Linked DNA regions of Mus musculus: region 1 is linked to region 2. The links are chromatin loops, found by intact Hi-C in ENCODE. Cell type or tissue: left cerebral cortex. All regions are shown on one strand. Links, peaks and the distances in the headings refer to the core of each region. The heading gives the core; the rest is flanking DNA. Region 1 overlaps Rfx3 (regulatory factor X, 3 (influences HLA class II expression)). Region 2 has its middle 110 kb from the start of Gm35697.

Evidence for each region. A loop is a pair of places that touch in the nucleus more often than their neighbours do. Peaks named below come from ENCODE experiments on the same cell type or tissue, not always from the same donor. Only the 100,000 strongest peaks of a DNase experiment are listed, where the experiment ranks them.
Region 1: a loop joins it to region 2, with 9 times the contacts of the local background. A loop is called at or near these places in 1 of 42 quality-filtered maps.

The regions. Positions count from the first base shown.
Region 1 is chr19:28,001,152-28,004,067 of GRCm38, reverse strand. All of the region lies in intron 1 of Rfx3 (regulatory factor X, 3 (influences HLA class II expression)), which reads left to right. Among named protein-coding and RNA genes, the nearest start is that of Rfx3, 8.6 kb to the left of the region's middle. In left cerebral cortex, for the core only: no CTCF peak of the experiment used is centred there; DNase peaks (open chromatin) are centred at 396 and 1,163.
Region 2 is chr19:27,557,172-27,560,087 of GRCm38, reverse strand. No RefSeq gene overlaps it. Among named protein-coding and RNA genes, the nearest start is that of Gm35697, 110 kb to the left of the region's middle. In left cerebral cortex, for the core only: no CTCF peak of the experiment used is centred there; DNase peaks (open chromatin) are centred at 944, 1,310 and 1,695; H3K27ac peaks cover 1,041 bases.

The DNA of each region.
Region 1 (2,916 bases), core at 184-2,683, 440 kb before region 2:
CATAAAATGTGTGGGGCTCAGTTTCTCCATCTGTCAGATAAACAGTGAGACAATGTGATCTTGCAAACTTTTTGCAACCTATGAATCCATGGCAAGATTAACCTGGGAAGTCAGAGGCGTGCTACTGACACAGAGCTAGGAACTAGTCTGTGATTTATCTGTGGTTTCAAAAATCTCACATTCTACTTACTTGTAGTTTCTTCTGAGGAGAGCAACAAAGAAAACCTCAGGCCCAGTGGTAGCTTAATAACTATGCCTATGACAAGGTCTCAAAGTTCTCCCATTTTGGTGGTTTCTTTAGAGACTGGTGGCCAAGTGATCTGATTTCCTCACCCACATAGGAGTGAGCTGAGCCTCACAGCTTGAGCTCCTGCTGGAACCAGCTTCTCTAAGTATGTGTGCCAGACAAGTGTCTGACAGTTGGGGCTCCTGTTGCTCACCAGTGAGATATTTAAAACAGGACATAATTTTCCCAGTGTGTGGATAGACAGAGGACAGGGTGGGAGGGTGTGGGGAGAGGCAGGCGCTAAGGGAGGAAACAGTTTTATACTTAGGAAAGAACATATATTTTGCTGTATCACAACTCTCACCAGCTTAACAGAGAAGTGTGTGAAAGATAAAGAGATTGCCATTCTTATAATTTAAAAGTTATTTTGAATGATTTTTCAATTGGTTAATAAAAGCATATTTAAGTTTCTGGACTTCATTTGGATTTGTATGTTTAATAGCATATGTGTATATTTTAGTATAACCATTATTTCTAAAGTGACTTTTTGCACTCTGAGTTAGTACAGTCCTCCCTCCCTCCCTCCCTCCCTCCCTCCCTCCCTCCCTCCCTCCCTCCCTCCCTCCCTCCCTCCCTCCCTCCCTTCCTTCCTTCCTTCCTTGTGCCATATCAGTTCAGAGACTCTTTGCTTGTTAAGTTTCTTCAAGCTGTGTTCAATGGCATATACCTGCAATCTAAGGATCCAGGAAGTTGAGGCAGGAGGACTGAAAGTTGGAGGATAAGGTTGCAAAGGGAACCTGTCTAGAAAAAAATTTTTCCTTTCATACTGTAGCTGTGGAGGAAATAGAACGGGTCTTGAAGAGGGGGAGCAAGAACCGTACACATTTAAATTTTCTGTTCCTGTTAAGTACCAGTAACTTACATACTTCTCATGGTTTACTGCATTGTGAAATCCTAGTGGGTATAGATGTGTAGGGACACAGACTCTAGAAGGCGGGAGTGAGAAGAAGCTAAAGCACTATGATTTCTCCTGCATCTTGTTCCTTTTCTGCTGTGTGGTTGTACAGTGTACATATACTTCCTTAAGGATAGATATTTTATTACTTTACTAAAATGTTCATTGTATTTTAGTAAATTATTTTATTTATCTTCAAGACAATATATGTGAATTTTTCTAGTCATTAGTATATTACTAGATTAAAAAGATTCTTTTTCAAGAGTCAGCATTGTGCTTTAGGAATGTTCATATGTGAATCTCTTCCCCTCCCTCTTTTCCCTCCCCTCCCTCCCTTTCCCTTCCTCTCCTCCCTCTTTCCCCTCCCTCTTTTCCCTCCCCTCCATCCCTTTTTCCCCTCCCCTCCTTCCCTTCCCCCTCCCCCTCCCTCCCTCTCTCCCTCCCTCCCTCCCTCCCTCCCCCTTTGTCTGTCTCTTTGTCACTGTCTCTCTCTGTCTCTCTGTCTCTCTGTCTGTCTGTCTGTCTGTCTGTCTGTCTGTGTCTCTCTTTCTTTTTTTTTCTGCAAGCCAGGTTAGCATTGAACTCTTGAATCTGCTCCCAAGTGTTGGGATTAAAGGTGTGTATCATTACACCTGGTTTGAAGTGATTTCTCAATTATCTGTTTATACTTTGCTTTATATAGATGAATGTATGGATATATTTTTGACACCAAAACCTAGCATTATCCTTTGCTTTTATTGTCCTGACATTTTAAAGAGCCAAATTGTCTAACACCAGACTTTTACTTATTAGCTTCTGATTATATTCGATAAAAATCTTGACAGTGAGTTTTGATAAAGTGCCATCCTTAAGGTCATTAATTAAAAACAAACTATTATACTAGCAATCTGAATATCTCCTTTACAACTTGAAATGTACTTAAAGCATGTATTTTAATGTTGTATGGAGAAAACTGAACATAAAAATTTAGTATATGAAAAATGAAATAAATTTTGATTTTTGTGGTTATTTTGCAGTTTCTAAAGGGCATTTAAAATGTTTTGTTTCAAAAGATTACACAGTTGAGGTGCTTGTAAAAATAACGTTTGCTTAGATACTCTATTTTATGTGTGTGTGTGTGTGTGTATTTTGTGTACATATTTAGAAAGTTATTTTAATTAACGTTTTGTTGAGTGCTGTAGAATGTGATCAATATTGTTTTCTCTTCACTGTCTTCTGCATTATCTTCATCTTGGAGGCCACACTAGGAACCTTGAGCCTTTCACCTCAGTGCTGTGTTCTTGAGACAGCGAAATTGGGGGAAATGTTTGATTAAGGTCATCAGGTGACTTGTGTGTGAGGTTGGTAACATTTTTAATAGTGCTTCACATTGTGATAACTTGTAGAAACTACTTTAGCTGTGGGCTACATGTGGCAGAGTTGATCAAAGGCAAAAATTACGGTTCATTTCAGTTAAAATAGGGTTCAACATGACATCGATGGATTAATATTCCACCATTCTGTGCTTCAGAAGTTTGCTGAGTTTTAGAACTTTCGAAATTTTAAATAATATTGAATGAGTAGCTATGATAGATGTGGCTTTATCTCTGAGCAAAGGCCATTCACTTTCCAAGTCAAGTGTGATTCTTTTGTCTTTGAATTTGGAAAGAGAATACTTTGATTGCTTTCGGTTTGCATGAACATTTAATTTTGTTTGGCATTAGAAGGAGTGCAAGTGATCATGGAGTGGAGATGA
Region 2 (2,916 bases), core at 243-2,742:
TGTGGACACTTTGCCCCTTCTTAGAATTGGGAACAAAACACCCATGGAAGGAGTTACAGAGACAAAGTTTGGAGCTGAGACGAAAGGATGGATCATCTAGAGACTGCCATATCCGGGGATCCATCCCATAATCAGCATCCAAACACTGACACCACTGCATACACTAGTAAGATTTTGCTGAAAGGACCCTGATATAGCTGTCTCTTGTGAGACTATGCTGGGGCCTAGCAAACACAGAAGTGGATGCTCACAGTCAGCTATTGGATGGATCACAGGGCCCCCAATGGAGGAGCTAGAGAAAGTACCCAAGGAGCTAAAGGAATCTCAACCCTATAGGTGGAACAACAATATGAACTAACCAGTATCCCTCCCCCCGCCTCCCCGCCCCCCGGAGCTCGTGTCTCTAGCTGCATATGAATCAGAAGATGGCCTGGTTGGCCATCAGTGGAAAGAGAGGCCCATTGGTCTTGCAAACTTTATATGCCTCCGTACAGGGGAATACCAGGGCCAAGAAGTGGGAGTGGGTGGGTAGGAGAGTCGGGTGCAGGGAGGGTTTGGGGGACTTTTGGGATAGCAGTGGAAATGTAAATGAAGAAAATACCTAATTAAAAAAAAAGATTAAAAAAAAAAGAAAATGTAACATTAAAAAAAAAAAAAAAGATGGGCTAGCCCTGTTTTAAGAGTTGAACTATCTAGAGGTCAGTGGCTTTTATTATACACTTATGATTGTGTGTTCAGAGGGGATATGAATAAGTAAGGTGGTCCTTTTGGTATGAAGACAATTCCTACCTAGAGAATAGCTCAGCTATGAACCATCACCTTTCTTTGTCCTCAGCTGCTGAACAGTGAGTGCCTCCATCCTGATAGAAAGACCTGTGTGGTCCACCACAGTATATGCTGTAAGACCAAGATCCAGGATTCCAGTTTGGGGCTGCAAAAAAGAATGTGGTGGTAGATACCTGAAATATCAGATCAAAAATTGGGAGTCCATACGACGGACAAATGGATGTTGTCAAAACCTCAGCAGAAGTTACAGGATAATTCAGATCATCTTTTCCTGAGCCAAAGCTTTTAGAAACTGGGTATGTTACCTGACTGGGTGTGTTCTGTATGTTCTTTGTCCCATGGAAACACATGGCTTATAAAAGATGCATTCCTTCTTTTTCCCAGCAGGGAATGCAGTTGGTTGACAAAGAAGTGGAGTTTTCAATACAAGACAGTGAGGGCAAATGCACAGGTATGTGTAGTTGCATGGTCCAGCTGGAATTTCTATGCCAGTGCAGAGGAATTTCTTTGAGCTAGACTGGTTAAGGGAAAACTTAGAGAAGAAATGTGACAGAAATTGGTTGCTGAAGGATCAGAATTGGTAGACTTTTACTCTCTATCTTCTCACATCCTACTCTCACAAAAAAAGATTTTTAAATTCCTTTAGGTTCCCTTAGGATTCCTCATCTTAAATATGTTGATTGTCTTCTCATATATGCTTTAAAAGCCAATTATTGGAAAGTCACTTCTAATTTTTAATCCTGAATACTAAAAATGCACACCCCCTGAGATTTCCCTACGTGAATCTATCCTGACTTCACCTCTTTGGTTTCAGAATTTTTTTTTTTTTCTCCAGTAACTTCAGTGTCTCCAGTTGCTAGCTTCTATTTCTTCCTCATTCTCCCACGGGCTCCGAATGCATGAGTCACAGAATTCTGTCCAGCCTGTCAACACTTCTCATCCTTGCACTGACAACAGAGTTAAAGGGTGGCAATAAGGAATCTGTTAAGGAAACAATACCAAGCATTTGCATAGCTGAAGTTTTACACTTTAGAAAACTAGACTTAGGAAGCTCTTAGAGTAGATGACACCAGGACCATGTTATAGAACCTCAGTGTTGGATCAGGAAGCTAGAAAGTCACCTGAGAGTGAGACTGCATGGGGTGTTATAGCCCTGAACTTACACTTTCACGACCATACACAGTGAAAGTGTATGGGTTTCTTGTTGCTGATACTATTAAAACAAATCTGTAGAAATTATTAGGTGTTTAGAACAATTCAGATATATTACTTTATAGGTTAGGGGTCACAAATCTAAAACGGTCTTGCAAGGCTAAAGCATTGTTTGTGTCCTTCCTCAAGACTTTAGGGGAGAATCCATCCCCTGGAGATGTGTTGCCTTGGCTTCTGCTCTAGTTGTTACATCTCCTTCCTTGACTCAGACTCCCTGCCTTTCTGTTAGATGGATTCTTGTGGTCATGATGGATCACATTGTGATTGTGAACCCATGAGGATTGTGTAATCCCATGTATTCCCACCTCCCTGCCCCCCACTTTCAAGATCCATAGCATATTATATCTGAAAGCCCCCTTGTTATATAAGCCACCATGTAGAAGGCTTCAGTGGTTAGATTGAGACATCTTTCAAAAGCCATTATTCTGCCTTTCACACGAGATACCTAACCTTTGTCTTCATTGTCATCTGCATCAGTGAAGTGACAGATAATAGTCCCCCATAAGAGTATTTTGAATTTGGTAAGAAACAACCACATAAATAGCACCATGGTGCCTGGTATTCCCCAGCCAGTGTTATTGCCATGGTGGCCACCATCAGTGACATTGGAGCTGAGCAACATGGAGCAGGGCTTCACCAAAAATGACCTTTCAAAGATGCCCCAAGGAGGCCATTTGGAGAGTGAAGAAGAGACGAGAGAAGAGAACTGAAGCAGCAGCAAGCCTGCTTCCCTGAAGCCCTATGTTGGGGCCTTTGCCCTATGTGAGCGTTTCTAAATTAACTCACTGGGCTTCTGTATCAACATGTGCACGGTTTAAAAAAGCCAAGAGTCTGGAGACCAAGATCACCTTTTGAACTGAGACCTGGTTTCCCTAGTTGATGGCAGGCCTTAGAGATGTTAAGGACTGTGTGCTGATC